4 separate regions of the Homo sapiens genome follow, and regions 1, 2 and 3 are each linked to region 4. Evidence: chromatin loops called from intact Hi-C (ENCODE). Cell type or tissue: PC-9. All regions are shown on one strand. Region 1 holds the start of LOC105377160 (a long non-coding RNA gene). Region 2 has its middle 110 kb from the start of RYBP. Region 3 has its middle 36 kb from the start of RYBP. Region 4 overlaps LOC105377161 (a long non-coding RNA gene).

Region 1 (5,000 bases), 170 kb after region 4:
GCTTTGTGTTTAGGCTTTGTATGCCTCTTCGTATCAACAATTCATAGCATTCCTGGGCTTATTGGTTCCATTTTAAAGATAAGAAAACATCAGTGATGGCTCATGACTATAATCCCAGCACTTTGGGAGGCCGAGGCGGGCAGATCACTTGAGGTCAGGAGTTCCAGACCAGCCTGGCCAACATGGTGACACCCCATCTCTACTAAAAATACAAAAATTAGCTGGGCATGGTGGCACACGCCTGTAATCACAGCTACTTGAGAGGCTGAGGCCCAAGAATCATTTGAACCAGGGAGGCAGAGGTTGCAGTGAGCCGAGATCATGTCACTGCACTCCAGCCTGGGTGACAGAGCGAGACTCCATCTCAGAAAAAATTAAATTAAATTTAATTTAAAAAAAAAGATAAGAAAACTGAGGCTCTGAGTGATTAAGGGATCCTCACCCAAGGCGGCATAGCTAATAAGTAGCAGGAATGGGAATCCCAACCTAGGTCTGTTTGAATCCAGAGTCAAGTTCTCAGCTATTAAACTCTAATGGTGCCTTCTCAAGTAGCCCCTCCCTTAAATAGAGGTGTTCTCCAGAGTTCTGTGTTTGGCTCCTTTTTCTCCTCTCTGCCCCTGTCTCAGCTGGGGCTTCTTCTCAGCCTTTCCTGTAGTTAACTCCTCTATGATATCTTCAGCCAAAATCTGTCTTCTGATGCTGGTTTCCAACTGTTTTCATGCTATCTCCATTTGCATGTGACACAGCCTCCTTGTAGAGGTGGGGTGGTGTACTCCCCAACTGCCATTTCATTCCTGATGGTTGGCTAAAGCCAGTGATTATTTTAGGAGTGGGCTCATGACCCAATTCTGCCAGTAAGACACGAAGGGGAAGATTGCTGGGGACGTCTGGGAAAGGTTTTTCTCCCTCCTAAGAAGACACATGAAAAAATGGTCCCTCTTCTTCCTTTCGATGCTGCACCTTGTAATATTGGAGTGGTGACAACTGTCTGCAGCCATGAGGAGAACCAATGTCAGGTTGAAGCTAGTAAGAAAAGGATGGAATCTGTGTGCTTACGAACAAGTTGATTGTACCTCATCTGGGACTGGAGCTTTCAACTATGTTGAATATTAATAATACATTTCCTCACGGTTTGTATGGGTTTGTTGTTGCTGTGGTGGTTGCTACTTGCAGACACAAGCGTCCCAAATAACACACTGTATTCATCATATCTATAACTTAGGTCAATATTTCCTCCTCTAAACAGCCTCTCCTCCTGTGACTCTATCTCTGTGAATAGCACCACGATCCACTCAGTCACCCAAGTCAGAAACCTGGGTATTATTCTTGACTCCTCCCTCTGCCTTATCCAGAGTGTCCAATCATGAATTAAGTCCAGCAGCTTTTACTGTTGGAAATCTCTTCATTTTTTCCCAGAAACCCTCTCCGTGTCTTTTTTAGTTATTTGTTATTTTTACTGGTCTTCTGTTCCCTTTCTCACTCTGATCCAAGCTACTACTATCTGCATTGTTCCTAAAGACATTTAAAAAAATTCAATGTAAATTCTATAAATTTCCCAATTATAGTCTGTGAATAGGCCATCATTTTCTTCAAGATAAAATCTAACCATCATCAGTGAATAGCCCACCGTTGTCTTCAAGATAAAATCCAACCAATCAGCATGGTTCGTAAGATGCTTCAAGGCAGAGCTTACCTCTCTGGATGCTCACATCCACCAATCCACATGCACTCCAAGTTCCAGCACACTGGTTGCCTTGCAGTCCACAAGGCTCTTCTCCTTAGTGTCACCACATGTGCTGTTCCCTGACCTTGGATACCCTTCCTGACTTGTTTCCCTGAACCATACTGCTTGGCCAGTATGCTCCCATACACTTTGATGTGTGTCTCTCATAACATAGCAGGTAGGAATTTCAGACATGCCAGAAATGTCTTTCCTTATTGTTCTCTCTCTGTCACCTTGATTTTTATTTTGAACCCATATCCTGACTCAATTTCAGTGCTAAGGGGGGTGTCTATCTGGTCTCAGGGCATGTGTTAATCACAGGTTGCCATAGAGATATCCCTAGTTTCCCCTTCATGGCCCCTTCAAGTCCAGGAGTTGTCTTGGCAATGCCCAACCCAGGCTAGAGATCCTGGAGGCTCTGCACAGTGGCCTGTACATAGACACACAACCACTGCCACTCCTGCTCCGGGGTCCGGCCACCTTCCCACAGCCCCATTTGTAGGCAGGCTCCCCCTCCTCTCTGGCCCACAGCCCCCTCTACCTTATGAACTTTTCATCTTCTCTCCTTCCCCGGTGCCTGGAGGAAGCACTCCCCTGACCTTCCTCCTTCCAAACATTTGTCTATCCCCCACCTACTCTCAGTTCTCCTACCAGGGACTTCGGGGGTTTAGAATTACGGATCAGGGAACACGAGAGGCAGAGATTGACGGGCCTTTTTTGCTTCTCCTCTGCCACATTTCCTAAGACGGGCAGCATCAACAGTCTGCTTGAGAAAGGGGAAAATACTGGCAGACAAAAGAACATAGGGTGACAAGTGACCAATCACCCGGCCACCTCCCTGTTCCCATCACCTGCTCATGTGCCTCCTTCTTCCAGACTGTGAGGCCTGCAGTGTCCGTGATCCTTGTATTGTCAGCACGTGGTATCTGGCTCATAGTAGGTACTTCATAAATATCTGTCAAGACTAAAAATAAAAGTAAGAAGAGAATGGACTTGGAGTCAGGAGACCTGAATGCATCCCGCCAACTGTCTTCCCAGTTGTGTGACCTTGGGCAAGATACCCTACCTCTCTTCTCTTGGCGGTAGCAACAGGGAGAAGAAGCTCTGAAGAGGTGAGGGACATGGCGCCCTTCAAACCTCTGCAGCTGGTACTTCCCCCTCTTCCCAGCCTTCTCAGATTCTGGCTCCATTTTACCATCTTCCTGTCATGCTTCAAGTGACCCAAAACTTTTATATCAGGTGCCTCTCCCCCTTGCAAAGCTGTTTTGTGTATAAATAGATTTTTGCCCTTCCTCCTCCGGGTGGGCCCCTTTCCTTCCTTCAGTTAACAACTTTCAGGATTCTTGAGTTCCAGGGATTTGGTTTGTGATGAAGTACAAAGAACTGGAAATTCTGGTTCTGCCACACCCTGGCTGTGGGGTTGGACCAGTGTCTAAGTCTTAGTTTCCGCATCTGGAAGATAGAAATGATCATAACTGACTAACTAGCTCCTTCAGAGCCTGGACTCTGGAGCCCAAGCTGCCTCGGTTCAAGTCTCAGCCCAGTCACTTCCCAGATGTGCGACTCAGGGTAAGTGACTTAACTTTACTGCTTCTTAACTTCCTAATTTATAAAAGGGGCACTGTAATATAATCTACCTCATATGCTTATTGTTAATATTCATTGAGTTATTAGTTCATTAGTTAACACCTAAAGTGCTTAGCACCTTGTCTGAGTAAGCACTCCCTATGTGTTGGTTATTATTATCTCATAGGCAGCCTCTCTCTTGTTTTTGTTTTTTGGCAGGGTCTCGCTCTGTTGCCCAGGTTGGAGTGCAGTAGCATGATCTCAGCTCACTGCATCCTTGACCTCCCTGGCTCAAGCGATCCTCCCACCTCAGCCTCCTGAGTAGCTGATTACAAGCATGCACCACCATGCCCGGCTAATTCTTGTATCTTCTGTAGAGACAGGGTTTTGTCATGTTGGGCAGGCTGGTCTTGCACTCCTGAGCTCAAGCCATCCGCCCACCTCGGCATTCCAAAGTGCTGGGATTACAGGTGTGAACCTCTGCACCTGGCCAGGGCAGCCTCTCTTTAGCTACCCACAAACTCATGATGTGTGGATAAGTTTGCTGGGTCTGCTGTAACAAAGTAACTCAAACTGTTCTACTTAAACAGCAGAGATTTATTTCCTCACAGTTCAGGACCTAGAAGTCCAAGATCAAGGTGTCAGCAGGTTTGGTTTCTCCTGAGGCCTCTCTCCTTGGGTTGCAGAAGGCCACCTTCTTGCTGTGTCTTTACGCGGTCTTTCCTCTGTGTGTGCATTTGTCTTCATTTTTCTATGTAGAGTGTCTAAATTTCCTCTTCTTATAGGGTTACCAGTCAGACTGGGCTCACCCAAATGGCATTATTTTAACTTAATCACCTCTTTAAAGACTCTATCTTTAATACAGTCAAACTCTGAGGTAGCCAGGACTAGGGCTTCAACATATTGATTTGGGAGTGGGGGTGGGGACACAGTTCAGCTCATAACAATGTGTACATAGACCCGAACATTATTAGATGTTCCTGTGGGTAAGTCTCTTTCTTAACCTTACTCTTAATGAATGTCAGGATATTTGAGTTCTAGGGATTCCATTTGCAGCATAATAGAATCTGCAATCAGAAAAGCAGGTTTTGAAGTCCAGGTACAAAACCTGGAGAGTTGCAGGAATGAACTTGGATGAACTACATACCCTGCCAGTGTCAATGGTAATTCACACAGAGGCAGCTGTGAGAGGCAACAATGTATGTGAAGGCCCTCTGTGATCTCTCTGCCCCTGGGTTTTTGCCTCTGAACTAAGACAGTACTAGATGGATGGTCTTAACTCTTCATTCCATCTTCAACATTCTATGACTCTGACTCTAAGGGTGGAAATTCAAGTATCAAGGACAAGCTGCCAGTAGCCGAGCACAGTGGTATGTGCCTGTAGTCCCAGATACTAGGGAGGCCAAGAAAGGAGGATCTCTTGAGCTCAGGAGTTCGAGACCAGCCTGAGAAAAATAGACCCTTGTCTCAAATATAAAATAATAATAAAAAAAGAACAAGCTGCTGGGGAAGCAATTTCTGGGCCCGGGGCTTTAATAAACATTGCAGAACTGGCTAGGCGCAGTGACTTACGCCTGTAGTCCCAGCTCTTTGGGAGACTGACGCAGGTGAATTGCTTGAACCCAGGAGCTCGAGACCAGCCTGGGCAACAGGGTGAAATCCCGTCTTTACAAGAAATACAAAAAGTAGCTGGGCATGGTGGTATATGCCT
Region 2 (5,000 bases), 290 kb after region 4:
GAAGAGCTGCACAGGCCATGACTGATCAACCCTGGTGTGAACAGCACCCACTAGAGCTGTGTGAGGTGGTAGCAACAGTGCTAAGTGCTCATTCATTCTTCACAGTGACCCCGTAGGGTAGGGCCGTATGCCCACTTTACAGATGAGGAAGGAATTATGGGGCAGAAGGGACACACTCACAGCTCCCTGGAACATATTTTCTAAGCATTTATTGAATATTTTGTTAAATCCTCACCATGACCCAGTAAGATTGGTGCCATAACTATTCCCATTTTACAGATAGGAAAATTGAGGCTCGGAGGAGAAAAGCCACTGGCCCATGGTTGCAGATCTAGTAAACATGTGAGCTGGGATTCAAGAGTGGGTCTGCCTGGCTCCTGAATCTGAGGTCTTAAGCCTCTGCTGTGCTGTCCTCCCGACTACACACCTCTAGAGCCAGAGACCGGGCCCTCATCACTGTTGTTTCTGCCTGGTTCAACAGAAGAAATGCTCATAAAAACTTGCTGAAGGAATGAATGAGGAAGGAATGCATCAGGAGGTGGCCCTGAAGTTCCTTGGCTATGACCTTGGGGATGCTTTATTACCTGGCGTGTTGTAATTTACAGTTATAAGTGGCTGTGAAGGTCAAATGAGCTCACCTCCCCAGCAGCCCTCTGAGAACAGGACAGCAGTGTTACCGTGGGAGGGATTTTCCTGGGCCCACACCCAGGTTCTCAGCCTCCTGGGGAAATTCTGCCTTTCTGGCTGCCCTTACTCTTCTCAGCTTCAGAGAAGAGTCTGGCTTTTTCTTCAGCTTCTGGAGGGCCTGAGACTCTGGGCGTTCCTGGAAGAGGCTCCTGTCCCCACCAAGGCCTATGTGTGACACCTGGGCCCTTGGCTCTTACCTGGGGGAACCCCAGAAAATTTCCTCCTGTTTTCACCTCCCTGTCCCTGGGGACCAGGCCCCAGTGGCTGTGGTATCAGGAGCAGCTGGTGCCTCCCAGAGGGTCTGTAAGATCCTTTGGGGAAGCAGGTGGCATTTCAGGGTGGCTGCGGAGGGCCCAGCTGGGCTCATCGGTGGCACCATTACCAGGCTGTGCCCCTGTGCCTCCCAACACTTTGGGGCTGAACGTCATGGCTTCCCAAGTACATGCGCGTCAAAGATCTTGATTAATCCTAATGCCTCCCAAGAGATGAGGATTAATCATTGTGCAGGTTCACATTTCTGGGTTGTTTACTAGGTGCCAGGCACCGAGCTGAAGTCTTCATGTGGATTGTGTTTTTCCTCCTCATGACAAGCTTATGAAGTAAGTGCCTTTCTTGAGCCCGTTCCCATTTGTGAATGGGGACACCGAGGCGCAAAATGCAAAGCTCCCTGCTGGAGACCACACAGGTGGTGGCAGAGGCATCTGGGCACCCAATCCGAGTTCTGCCAAGTGGCTTCTATCAGAAACAGCTGTTTAACTGATGAAGCAACTGAGGCTCAGAGAGATGGAGTAACTTGCCCAAGGTCATCGACCCTGCCCCCCAAATTCTGCTGCCCAGCATCTTGCGGGAGAGTAAGGGAGGGCTGAGGCTCACCACCTGCCCGGGCTCTGGGGGACAGCCCCAGGGGGGGCCGGGTGTGGGAAATGCCCTGGGCTCTTGAGGGCTGTGGGCCTCTGTTTCCCCAGCTATAAAATGGTGGCGGTAACAGAGGTGTGACTGACAGACACATTGCTCCTTCCTAAGACTTCTCCAGCCCTGCATTCCAAGACCTGGATTTTCTAGGGCAGCGTTTGGCCCCAATCCAAGCCCCATAAATGGCTGCCCGTGGCCCGCCCCACCCCCACCCAGCTATCCTCTCTCCCCCAGCCCTATAATTGGAGTCCTGTAGGTGAGTTATTGGCTCAATATGTTTATAGGTTCCCCCAGCTCCCCTCCCCCCTCACCCCCAAACAAAGGAGCTATAAGACTAGAGCCAAAACACAGCTCCAAGAACGTGTGCCTGTGACCCAGCCCCCGCCAGGGTGAGGTGGAGAACTTTCCGTGTGGCCCATTCCTGGGCAGGGCCTACTCCTCTTCTCCCTCCAGCGGCTCCTGCTTCCCTCTTCCTGTCCCTGCTGCTCCACAGAAGCTGCTCTGTCCCCTCAGGCTGGGCCAGCTCCCACTGCAGCACTTTAATGGTTTTGGGAAGGGTAGGGACTGTGTTGACAGGCTACCTGGAGGCAGTTGGCCAGGAAAGTCAGTCAGTCTGCCCTTGTCTCACAGTCAGACTCCGAGACACAGCCAGGGCCACACAGTGAGGCATGGCCACGCACACCGTGAGTCCCAGGCACGGTCAGCTGGTCTGTTGGCCAGCCTCAAGCAGTCAGCCAGTTGGCACACTGGGCCAGTCAGGGAGTTAGCTGTTGTCTCACAGCCAGACTTGCCTATACGAGTCAGGGCCACCCAGTCAACGCCCACTCACATCAGGAGTTGCAGTCACAGCTGGTCAGTCAGACACCCAGCCAATCTCAGTCAGTTGGTCAGTCAATTAGTCATTGTCTCTTGGTCAGATTGTGTTACACAGTCAGACATGGCCGCTCACACAGTGAGTCACAGCCGTGGTCAGCAGGTCTCCTGCTGCCTGGTCAAACTCGATCTGTCAGCCCATCAATCAGTCAGTCAAGGCAGGGTTAGCCAGTCAGCCAGGAGTCATCAGTCACCCACATAGCCAATCAGATTCAGCCACCCAGTCAACACATTCAAGTCAGTCAATCCACAGGTTATTGTCTCACAGCCAGACTCAGTTACATTGTCACAGCCATCCAGTCAGACAAAGCCACTCACCACGAGTCACCCAGCTGTCTCTTGGCTGGCCTGTTCATCTCAGTCAGTCTCTGGCAGTTGAGTCAGCCAGAGTCAGTTTTCCATGACTAAGGCAGGTGGTCAGTCCACCCGGTCTGTCCTGTGAGTTGGGTGTAGTCAGTTTCATGGTTAGTCACAGGTAGCCGTAGGCTGTGCCACAGCCACAATGAAACACCAGGCAACCAGCCAGTCAGTTGATCTCAAAATGTCAGGCATGCAATCAAGGCGGTCAGTCAAGACGCAGGGGTCACAGTCAGACCCACGGTTACCAAGTCAGTCTGGAAGAGACAGCCAATCCCAGAGCCGGCTAGTCAGTCAGTCAAGATCATCACTGACGGCTATCAGTTAGGAGATCATAGTCATCCAGACATCCAGTCAGTCTGAATCAGCCTGCCAGTCACACTGACTCAGTTATTCCCTCAGTCAGCCAGGCAGGCAGTCACAATAGTCAGTCATAGTAAGCTGCCTAGTTATCCAGTCAGTTTGAATTAAACAACCAACCAGTCAACCATACACCAAACCCATTGTCATCAACTGGCCAGTCAGTCCATCATGCATGTGGTCAATGAGTTGGTCTCCTTGTCAACCTGTCTCCTCACCAGTCATGTTCAATCCACTGAATCCATCAGCCCAGTTGCAGTTGGCCCAGTCATAGTCACAAGCTCCCACAGTCCATGGCCTGGTCAGTCCAGATCACAGCCAGCCAGCTACAGTGAAACCCACAGTGACCATCAGTCAGTCAGTCAGTCAGTCAGTCAGTCAGTCAATCAATCATCTAACCTTGTCAACACCAAGGCCCTGACTGACTTCTTACAGTATCACATGAATCACTAGCGATCACTGACAGAAACCCTAGATCAAACCGAAAGCATGCCTTGACCCTCTTCAGCAATGTCCAGAATAAGTGGTCCCCAGTCAGCCAGCTACTCCTATTCATCAGGAAGGATAGGGGCAGGGGGAGGCAATTAAGTTGACATATGAGTTCAGGGGAACCCACTTGTCAGCCAGAGAGGCCATGGGGCTGACGGCCATGGAGAGAGGGCAGAAGACCCTTGGGACAGTTTTCCAGTCCACCACCTGGATGCCCCATGAGGGTTTTCTCAGAGCAGGGACCCCCAGTGCCCTTTCCAACACCCCTGCTGTCCCCAGGTAGGGGAGAGTGAGAGTATGAGATACCCCTGCAATCGCTGGCCTCCTCCTTTTGCCTCCCTCGCTTCCCCCTTCCTTTTCCTCCCTCTCCTCTTGCTCCTCCACTTCCTCGTCACTTCCGCCTTGCTCTACATAGGTGAACCTAACCCACCCACACTCAGATCCTGTCCTGGTGTTCCACAGTGCCAGTCCCTCCCCCCCACACACACACCACACAATCACAAACACTCCCACCACACACATACACACACCAGTCACAAACCACCACACATACCACACACATACCCACACACCACACACGTACACCCACACACCACATATACACACATACACACCCACACACATCACACACATACAGACCCACACCCACCACACATACACACACACCACACATACACAAACACTCCCCGCCACACACCAGACACCGTGTGCATGTGCACATACCACATGCATATACACACCCACACACACCACATACATCACATATGCCACACGTCACACACAGACACCACACTCACACATAGCCCTCGCACACCACACCCTCCCACGTGCACGTGCACTTACAACACAGGGCACACACACCACACATGCACACATGCATATACCACATGCACGTATGCACACCACGCACACACACACATACGCTACACAGACACGCACACACGCCCTGCTTCTTGGCTAGCCTCCTCGTTTTGGAACATCCTGTTCCAGGCAGCCTGGGAGAAGGCGCTCAGACACTCCTTGGGCCGGCCCCTCCCCCTCTGCTCCCAGGGTTTCCGCCTCCTGTCGCCGCCCTTGCTGGGGTAGGGGGCGGCCTCCTGGCATAAGCCCGAGCACAGTGTCCTCCTGGGTGTGGACTCTTTCTGCAGGAACTCCTCCTTCCAGCTCCTCTGGAGGAGAGGGATGAGCGGGGGAAGGCTGGGGACGGGAGGTGTCTTGCTCACTTCATTTCTCTGCCTGGGGGCCCCCCCCGCCGGCTTCCCTGGAGTCAAGCAGGGCTCCCCAGGCAATTCCGTTACCTGGGTGAACACTGGCAGGAGTCC
Region 3 (5,000 bases), 150 kb after region 4:
TAAACCTCTTTCCTTTATAAATTACCCAGTCTCAGGTATGTCTTTATGAGCATACTTTATGAGAATGACTAATACATTATGATATCACTTCAACACTTTGAAGCCGACCCCATGGGCATGCTGGTTTTATACAGATTACATTTGGAGTACATGCTGAGCACTGTGCCTGAGAGACACACGGTAGGTAGTCAATGAATGGCCACAGAAAGAATGAGCAGTCACTTTACAGCATCTGTGCTGAGCCCCAGCACCTCTCAGCTCCCCCATGCCCAGGGACACTTTAGATGTCCATCAAGCACTAAAATAGCAACACTTATAGGAAGGCATGGGCAAACTTGTAGTAGCACTGGCAAGTACGCTTATGACCTTTTCCTCCAGTTTCCTTTCTCCCTATATATTCTTTAAAGCAAAGGGTTGCAGAAGGTCAGAATGGAGCATGATCTTTGTTCCACGAGTATGTTGTGCTTTGATTAAAATATTCCCAGTTACAGGCTCGGTGAGGTGGCTCGTGCCTGTAATCCCAGCACTTTGGGAGGCTGAGGTGGGTGAATCACTTGAGGTCAGGAGTTCGAGACCAGCCTGGCCAACATGGTGCAACCCCGTTTCTACCAAAAAATACAAAAATTAGCCAGGTGTGATGGTGTGTGCCTGTAGTCCCAGCTACTCAGGAGGCTGAGGCATGAGAATCGCTTGAACTTGGGAAGTGGAGATTACAGTGAGCCGAGATTGTACCGCTGCACTCCAGCCTGGGCGACAGAGTGAGACCCTGTCTCAAAAAAAAAAAAAAAAATTCTTAGTTACATGAGAAGCAGGCCAGTGTTGCCTTCATGGCATTCCCAATTGAAGCACTTATCCCTATGAAGTGACAAACTCTATACATACTATAAAGGTTAATAGCTGGCCAGGTGTGGTGGCTCACACTTGTAGTCTCAGCACTTTCGGAGGCCAAGTTGGGGGGATTGCTTGAGCCCAGGAGTTCGAGACCAGCCTGGGCAACACAGTGAGACCCTGTCTCTATGAAAAGTAAATAAATAAATAAATAAATAAATAAATAAATAAATAAATAAAAAGTTTAAGAGCCCAGCCTGTGGAAGCAAGATGACTTTAATTAAAATTAATCCCAGCTGCTTTATGAACCAGCTGTTCTTGGGACGTCTCAGAGCCTCAGCTTCCTCACCTGTAAAATGGGCATGATAGTAATATCTTTCTCAGGGGCTGTTGTGAGGATTTTGAAAAGCAATGAACATAAATGGCTGACATTCCACCAATACACACTGAGTAAAGTGCCTAGAACATTTTCAGCCCTCAATAAATATAACCTATTAAAACACATGTTCTGCTGAAGCCAGAATCTATGATTCTTCCCTCTCACTCTTAAATAGATTTTTAAAAAAGCATTTGATCTAATTATGTTAAAGATATATATACAAGGGGAAGACAGAAAGAAAACATACTATGATCTTTCCTGTTTGTCTACGTGTGTGATGCTATATATAATTTTTATTTTCTTCTTTCAGGCCTCTTGTGTTCCAGATTCTTTTGCAGTGAGCATATATATTAGTTTTACGACCAGAAGATAAGCCTTGACAAATGCTATCTTTAAAAGAGAAGAAAATATCGAGGCAAACTGCAGCATGATTTTATAGAAACTGAGTGAAAAAAAAAAAATCCCAGCTAGATGGAGAATTAGATGTTTTCTGGTCAAGAGCTTATTGGGAGGGAAATGACATCAATTTGGGTTCGCATCAGCTTGAGTGAAAAATCATAATGCAAAATGAAAGTACACGGGGCGGGTGCGGGGAGGGGCGCTGAACCCACGCTGGGATTTTGCCGTGTGAATCATCAAGCTAGAAATGACCTCAGGAGGGCATGTGGCCCCGCCCCCACCCCTCACCTCGGGAAGGTTGCCCAGCGACTTTTCAGGACAAATGAGCAATGGTCCTATTTATAAGCCCTCTAGGAACTAAATCTACACACATTTCCTTCCTCCTAAGCTTCAGGCAGTCTTGATTTAGCTTTTGCAGGTGCCCTCAACTAGCATTCTCCAACCTACTTCTCCTTCTGCCTGGAAGAGGCCTGGGAGTTGTCCCAGATCTTTCCTACCTACCCCTGAAGGACCCTGGGTCCTTGAGCAAAACCAAATCCCCCGGAAGTCAGTTTTGTCAGCTGTAAAATAGGGATAGGAAGGATTTGAAGAATGCCTAGCTGGGAGTGAAAAGGAGGCCTTCCAGTGCCAGAGGCCGTGTCTTTAACCATGTCTATACCTCCCTGGTGGGAAAAGGCAAGACACAAACAGAGGTAGCTTGTTTACAACAAATTGACAGGAATTTGAAGTTGGGGGTGGCAAGCTTGTTAAGAAGAAGCCAAGGCCACAGAGATGGGAAGCAGGAAGGGATTGAGAGGAGAGGGTCCAGAGAAAAACAGAGGCAGCTCAGGAGAGCAATGATTAGCAAGGACATCTCTAGAGCAAGAGAAGCCCCCGGTGTAGGGACAGTCCAGAAAACTCAAGAACCAGGATGCTATATTGCTTTTTTTATTTTTATTTATTTTTTACTTTTTAAAATATTTTGAGATAGAGCCTCGCTCTGTCACCCTGGCTGGAGTGCAGCAGTGCCATCCTGGCTCACTGCAACCTCCACCTCCCAGGTTCAAGTGATCCTCCTGCCTTAGCCTCCCAAGTGCCTGGGATTATAGGTGTGCACCACCACACCCGGCTAATTTTTTGTATTTTTAGTAGAGACAGGGTTTCACCGTGTTGGCCAGGCTGGTCTCAAACTCCTAACCTAAAGTGATCCACCTGCCTCCCAAAGTGCTGGGATTACAGATGTGAGCCGCTGCACCCAGCCAAGAACCAGGATGCTGTGTTCCTGTAATTGACCAGATATGCAGGACTGCAATACCCCTTCCGTTATCCACAAACACTTTTGGGAACCAGCTTTGTGTTCATGATGCTATGAGGCATGGCAGATGTGAGGTGGTCCAGGGGTAACAGAGATGGGGAGAGAGAATGGCAGCTTCAGGAACAGAGGATGATGGCTAAGGACCAGATGACAGTGGTGACCGAGGGCGTAACCCCCACTGACCAGGAGAAGGTATGTCTTTCTGGAAATCTGTGGAGTTTTTGAAGATGTGTCAGAGTGCTGCAGTGGGGCTGAAACCATTTTCTTTGTTTGTTAAAGAGTGATTACTGAGTTCTGAAGAACCTGGGGCTCTCCAGGAGGGAGGTTTTCTGGGTGACAAGTATTAGCAGTGTAAAATGAGTATTAGTGAAGTGCATTGCTAGCAGCATTTTTTTTTTTTTTAAAGGCAGAATCTTGCTCTATCACCCAGGCTGGAGGGCAGTGGCAGGATCTCGGCTCACTACAACCTCTGCCTCCTGGGTTCAAGCGATTCTTGTGCCTCAGACTCCCAAGATTACTCAGGGTTACAGGCACACACCACCATGCCTGGCTATATTTTCAGTAGAGACAGTGTTTCACCATGTTGGCCAGGCTGGTCTCAAACTCCTGGCCTCAAGAGATCTGCCTGCCTTGACCTCCCAAAGTGCTGGGATTACAGGTGTGAACCCCATGCCCAGCCTGCTAGCAGTTTTGATGTTGGTATTGTATTAGTATTAGTATCTATCTTAGTCTGTTTGTGCTGCTATAACAAAATACCACAAATTGGGTAATTTATCAATTTATTTCTCACAGTTCTGGATTCTGATAAGTCCAACATCAAGGAACTGGCAGGTTTTGTGTCTGGTGAGGGCCCAGTCTCTGCTTCTAAGATGGTGTCTTGAATGCTGTGCCCTCCCACGCAGAAGGCAGAAGGAAAGGCAAAAAAAGAACCAAACTGCCTCCATCAGGCCCTTTTGTGATAGCATTGATCCATTCATGAAGGCAGAGCCCTCCTGATCTAAACACCTCCCCAAAGGTTCCACCTCCCAACACTATTGCATTAAGGATCAAGTTTCCAACACATGAATTTTGGGGGACACATTCAGATCACAGAAATATCCATATTCCTTCCCCTCCCTCAAGTCCTGGATGAGCTCCTACGTGTATTCTCCTAGGGCCAAATCAATGAACCACTGCCCAGACCCTGCCTCCCTGCATGTTGATGAGAGTGGCATGTGGTATTGAATTAAAAGCCCTCCAGAGGCGAGGAGATACACTTATTGCTCCCTTATCCGCATGCCAGGTCACTTCATCATGAGAGGAAATTAAATTGGCTTGGAATGAATTGCTCCTCCCAAAGCCATGCTGGTCCCTAAACCTTCCTAGATGGCTCCAAAGCTGAAGGGTTGATTATCTATTGCAGCATAACAGATTTCTGCTCAGTTAAATAGCCCAAAGTGACAATACACTCACAGTTTATTCTCTCACACAGTTTATGGTAGGCAGGAAAGAGGGAGTGGCTCATTGCATGGTTGTGGCTTGGGGTTGCAGTCAGGAGGTCACCTGGGCCTGTGGTCATCTGAAGATCTGGGCTGGAGAATCTGCTTCCAAGATGGCTCACACCTGCTGGCAGGTTGACAGGGAGGCCTCTGGTCCTTACTTGCAGGACCCCTCCATAGGGCCACTGGAGTGTCCTCATGACATGGCAGCTGGCTTCCTCTAGAATGAATAACCCAAGAGAATATAAGGCAGAGTCACAACGTATTTGTATTAGTCAGTTTTCACACTGCTATAAAGAACTGCCTGAGACTGGGTAATTTATAAAGAAAAGAGGTTTAATTGTCTCAGTTCCACATGGGTAGGGAGGCCTCAGGAAACTTACAATCATGGCAGAAGGTAAAGGGGAAGCAAGGCAAGTCTTACATGGCAGCAGGAGAAAGAGAGAGAGGGGGGAATTGCCAAATGCTTTTAAACCATCAGATCTCATGAGAATTCACTCACTATCATGAGAACAGCATGGGGGAAATCACCCCCATGATCCAATCCCTTCCCACCAGATCCCTCCCTCAACAATTACAATTCGAGATGAGATTTAGGTGGTGACACAGAGCCAAACCATAT
Region 4 (5,000 bases):
ATGCCACAAGCCTTGAAGCACTTGCAGGAAACAGCTGCACACAAGTGGATTTCCAACTGAATTCTTTAGATGGAAGTTTGGCTCTTGTAGGATCATGTAAAGGAGTCTTTCATTTCCCCTCTGTGATTGTCATTCTGTTTGGAATAAGGGCAGCTGGGGATGCCTCTCCTTTGCCCATTACATCCTAAGGCAGAGGTGGATTTGGGGGCCTTGGGTTAGGATTGGGGATAGGGGATGTCTGGGGAGGGACTCCTTGCTGTGCCATTCCTCCACATTTGGAGACCGGAGGGGAAGACCTTGGTGTCATTTTGAGATTCTTCTATTAGGGAACTATATCCATTAGTTATTGCTGCAAAGCAAATGACTCCAAAACTTGATAGCTTAAAACATCATTTACTCACCTTTAGCTCACAATTGTGTAGGTCAGCAATTTGGCCAGCCTCAGCCAGGCAGTCCTTTGGGTCTGTACTGGGCTGGTCTGGTCTCAGATGGGCATGATCAGCTGCCAGGTTGGCTTGCGACGGTCTCAGCTGAGATGACTGGGGCTGTCGCCATCCAGCAGGCCATCCTGCTCTCGCACAATGAGAGCTGGGCTGAGATGACTGAGGTTGTCACCGTCCAGCAGGCCAACCTGGGCTTGCTCACTTGGTGGTGGAAGGGTTCCAAGAGCAAGCACAGAAGAGCATGAAGTCTCTTGAGGCGTCAACTGAGAACTGGCGCCATGTCACTTTTGCTGCATTCTGTCAAAGCAAGTCACAAGGCCCACCCCAGTTCTGGGAGTAGAGAAAATAGCTCTGCCTCTTGATGGGAGAAGCTGCAATGCATTTTGGCAATTTTTGCAATCAACAACAAGGAGTGATTTTCCAGATCTGCTTCTCAAGGCCTAGGGCTTCCATGGAAAAGCCACAGGGGCCACTGTAGGTTCAAGATTAAAGTTTGGGCTATCCTCTCGCACCTTTAACCCGAGGAACTCACTTTTATCTGCAGAATATATTGGACTTCCAAGTAAGATCTCACTTGAACAAAGGTTGCCATGGTTAAAAGACATTGAATACCAATTAGTTAGAAGTAATTGTCAGGCTCTCCCTACCTGCTTCTGACCTCTGTGACTCATAGAATTGCACTTCCTGTTTTCTGATAAAAGAGAACTAGTGCCAAGAAGTAGGAAGATTCTGGCCTTGCTCATTCACTCATCAGTCTCTGTATCTCCAATCCTCATACAATCTCAGTGTTCTAGGCTGCAAAAAGAAGTGGAAGACAGTAATGCATAGAAGAGTTCAAACTAAAGCCAGGCTTTCAGGGTTCAGATCTCAACTTCCTCCGTTGCAGTGTGGTCATAGGAAGGTTACTTAACCTCTCTAAGCCACAGCTTCTGCATCTATAAAATGGGGTGAGAATATCTATTGCATGGATTAAAAAAAGATAATTTGTACAGCATAAAAATTACTCAAATCATGTTTACTATTTTTATGATGTAGTCTTCAAGTTCCCTTAACATTCTAACAGATTATATTCCCTATGAAATTATGGTGGGCAGTGCCAATTTCCAGTTGCTAGGTGTTCTGGTTTGGGATTTTTTTTAGGAAGGCATTCAGCAAAACAAGCCTCTGCTCACTGGCCTGCCACCAAATGGTAAAATTCAGCTGTTTGAGATTCATACCTTTGGCTGAGTACATTAAGGTGTTCTTATTCGTTAATACGTAGTTTGATTAGATCATTTTCTCCATGAATATTAAGCTGAACCCTAGGCAATGAGCAATGTGAACTTTGATGGAATGTTTTTCAGAGGAAGGGAAGATGATGTATGGGTGAACAGGAGAGAAGATAAGTTTGGGCTGGCCATAGCAGAGTTAGCGGGTGGGGAGCAAGGAGGTTGGTGCCTGAATGAAGGAGGGGACCCCTTACGCTTCCAGGAGAAGTGCCAAGAGGCACTTGGCATACTTTCCTGCTGTGCCTGGAGCTGAGAGTCTTCGTACCTGGTGCACAAGAAAGGAAAATGTATCCTCCAGCTTTGCCCATCATGATTCTGAAATGCTTTCAGGCACCCCAGGCTGTGCGGGAATATTTAAAGCCACCATGATTACCATTTGCCATCTGACAGGAAGCAACTCTGTGCCCCTGTATGAGAGAAGAGCAGTTATTTTCTAAGGTCCCCTGGGGCACGTTTTGGTGTCTCGGGGAGGAGAATCTGCACCCTCACCCCGCCTTCCTTTGGCAATGAGCAGGTCATCCATCAAGTTGGTCCTGCCCAACAGGATCTTCCAGATCTCTCAGCAGAGGCCTCCACTCCACTAGGTCTAGGCAAACAGGCTCCAGCTTGCTAAGGCCGCGGGCCTGATGGGAAGGGCAGGGCCAAATGGCCCCAGCCTGACTTTTCAGATGCTGCACGCAGACTGGGGTGCACTGAGGAGCAGTGCCTCATCTTGGGATGACAAGATGTGGCCAGGGGGTGTGTGCCTGGATTCCACAGGCATCAGCAAACACCTGGCTTCCTTTGGTATCAGGCAGAGGTGCATCTGGCTCTCAGCCAGCTGTCTATGTGGAAATATTCCACCCCTCTTTTAAAATTGCATTTTCATATCAAAGACAAGCTAGGGAACCAAGAGGCCCTTATTGGAGGGGAGCATTGTTTTTCAGGATTTGCCTTAGCATTTTTTTTACCTAGCAAATTCTCCTAAAATATTTTAGAGTTGTACTTTTTTGGTTTTGTTTTTTGGAATGTCTATCATTTTTATCAAACAAGTCATCTGTGGGTGCTCACTATGGAGAAATCTGAGGAAGAACAGATAAGTAAAAGTTTTGTTTACAGTGAAAAATTGCTTATAAATAATTTTTATTAAATTATCTATTTTTGTTTTTTCATCATTTTCTGTTGAGAGCATATCCTATCATTTGTTTACAGAATTCCCTGTGTTTAGGAATTTAGGGGTCTTTACAGGCTCCCTGCCCCTGCAAAAATCCCCGTGAGATGAAGCCCCAGTTGCTGGCAGTGGTAGTGGGGTGGTAACTCACTCTTCTCACTCTTTATTAACTGCCTGCTCTTGCCTGTCTCATTTCTCCACTTCCTTACTCATTTCTGTTTCACCTCCCAAATAAACCACCTGCACTGAGATCCTGGTCTCAAGGGCTGCTTCTCAGGAAACCCAAACCAATGCAGCTATCTACTGTTTTTGAGTATACAGTCACGTGCCACACAACGACTTTTCAGTCAATGATAGACTGCATATACGATGGTGGTCTCCTAAGATTATAATAGAGCTGAAAAATTTCTATCACCTAGTGACATCTTGATGGTCCTGACCCTGTGCAGGCCTAGGCTAACATGTATGTTTGTGTCTTTGTTTTTTTGTCTGTTTGGTTGGTTTTAGTTTTTTGTTTGTTTGTCTTTTTGAGACAAGGTCTTGCTCTGTCACCCAGGGTAGAGGGCAGGGCAGCAATCATGGCCCACTGCAGCCTCAGACTTCTGGCCCCAAGTGATCCTCCCACCTCAGTCTTCCCAGTATCTAGAATGACATACTGGAGCCACCATGCCCAGCTAATTTTTATTTTTTTTTTTATAGAGACCAAGGTCTCACTATATTGTACAAGTTGGTTTCAAACTCCTGGCTGCAAGCGATCCTCTCACCTTGGCTTCTCAAAATGCTGGGATTACAGGCATGAGCCACCATGCCTGGCTCTTTTTCCTTTTGCAGGGAGTGGGGTCTTGCTATGTTGCCCAGGCTCATCTTGAACTCCTGGCCTCAAGTGATCCTCCTACCTCACCCTCTCAAAAACTGTTTAAAGAGTTTAAAAAAAAATAATTTTTAAATAGAAAAAGGCTTATAGAATAAGAATACAAAGAAAGAAAATATTTTTGTACAGTTGAAAAATGTGTTTGTGTTTGTGTTTTGTTTTTTGAGACAGAGTCTCACTCTGTCACCCAGGCTGGAGTGTAGTGGCACAATCTCTGCTCACTGTAGCCTCTGCCTCCACCTCCTGGGTTCAAGCAATTCTCGTGCCTCAGCCTCCCAAGTAGCTGGGACTACAGGTGTGCGCCAACACACCCAGCTAATTTTTGTATTTTTTAATAGAGACGAGGTTTTGCCATGTTGGCCAGGCTGGTCTTGAACTCCTGGGCTCAAGTGATTGCCCGCCTCAGCCTCCCAAAGTGCTGGGATTACAGGCGTGAGCCACCACGCCCGGCCTGTGTTTGTGTTTGAAGTCTTATTATAAAAGAGTCAAAAAGCTTTAAAAAAATTAGAAAGTTTATGACATTAAAAAGTTACAGTAAGCTAAGGTTAATTATTGAAGAAAGAAAAGTGTATTTTAAAATAAATTTGGTATAGCCTAAGTGTACAGTGTCTATAAAGTCTACTGTAGGGTACAGTAATGTCGTAGGCCCTCGCATTCACTCACCACTCACTCAATGACTCACCCAGAGCAACCTCCAGTCCTGCAAGCTCCGTTCATGGTAAGTCCCCTATACAGGTGTATCATTTCTTATCTTTTACACAGTGTCTTTACCGTACCTTTTCTGTGTTTAGATGCACAAATACTTACCACAGTATTACAATTGCCTGCAGCGTTCAGGACAGTTACGTGCTGTACAGGTTGGTAGCCTAGGAGCAACAGGCTACACCATCTAGCCTAGGTGTGTAGGAGGCTCTCCCACCTAGGTTTGTGTAAGTGCACTCTGAAATGCTTGCACAATGATGAAATTGCCCAATGATGCATTTCTCAGAGCATAGCCTTTTCACGAAGCGATGCATGACTGTACACCATGTCTCCCTTGACCAGCATTGGATTCGCATACAGCTTTTCAGGAGTGCTCTTGCCTAATGTGGATTACTCAGAGGTCGGGGCTTTCCTGATTCACTTAGGCTACGTTTCAGTGCACCACCCGGGTTTGGCAACTTAACCTTCGGCCTCCAAGTTTCTCATCCTATGCTAGACTTTCGCCAAGGCCTCCTTGTTACTAATGGCCAGTGCTTGGCCATCAGTAATGACCAACCTCCTGTAAC

What was found. Hi-C counts contacts between places; a loop is a spot of excess contacts. Peaks named below come from ENCODE experiments on the same cell type or tissue, not always from the same donor. Only the 100,000 strongest peaks of a DNase experiment are listed, where the experiment ranks them.
Region 1: it touches region 4 in a loop (10-fold over the local background); 5 of 110 quality-filtered maps call a loop at or near these places.
Region 2: it touches region 4 in a loop (18-fold over the local background); 2 of 110 quality-filtered maps call a loop at or near these places.
Region 3: a loop joins it to region 4, with 10 times the contacts of the local background. A loop is called at or near these places in 4 of 110 quality-filtered maps.

What each region holds. Positions count from the first base shown.
Region 1 is chr3:72,456,700-72,461,699 of GRCh38, reverse strand. It overlaps LOC105377160 (a long non-coding RNA gene), which reads right to left and starts at 3,079. Exons shown (of 3, transcript XR_940961.3): 1 at 2,790-3,079; 2 at 2,575-2,687. In PC-9, no CTCF peak of the experiment used is centred here; a DNase peak (open chromatin) is centred at 3,119.
Region 2 is chr3:72,336,858-72,341,857 of GRCh38, reverse strand. No RefSeq gene overlaps it. Among named protein-coding and RNA genes, the nearest start is that of RYBP, 110 kb to the left of the region's middle. RefSeq lists a silencer at 2,348-2,457. In PC-9, no CTCF peak of the experiment used is centred here; DNase peaks (open chromatin) are centred at 2,527 and 2,887; H3K27ac peaks cover 1,836 bases.
Region 3 is chr3:72,479,954-72,484,953 of GRCh38, reverse strand. No RefSeq gene overlaps it. Among named protein-coding and RNA genes, the nearest start is that of RYBP, 36 kb to the right of the region's middle. RefSeq lists an enhancer at 1,945-2,445. In PC-9, no CTCF peak of the experiment used is centred here; DNase peaks (open chromatin) are centred at 73 and 1,913; H3K4me3 peaks cover 849 bases; H3K27ac peaks cover 908 bases.
Region 4 is chr3:72,625,558-72,630,557 of GRCh38, reverse strand. All of the region lies in intron 8 of LOC105377161 (a long non-coding RNA gene), which reads left to right. Among named protein-coding and RNA genes, the nearest start is that of RYBP, 180 kb to the right of the region's middle. In PC-9, no CTCF peak of the experiment used is centred here; DNase peaks (open chromatin) are centred at 1,077, 2,287, 4,437 and 4,787; H3K27ac peaks cover 4,624 bases.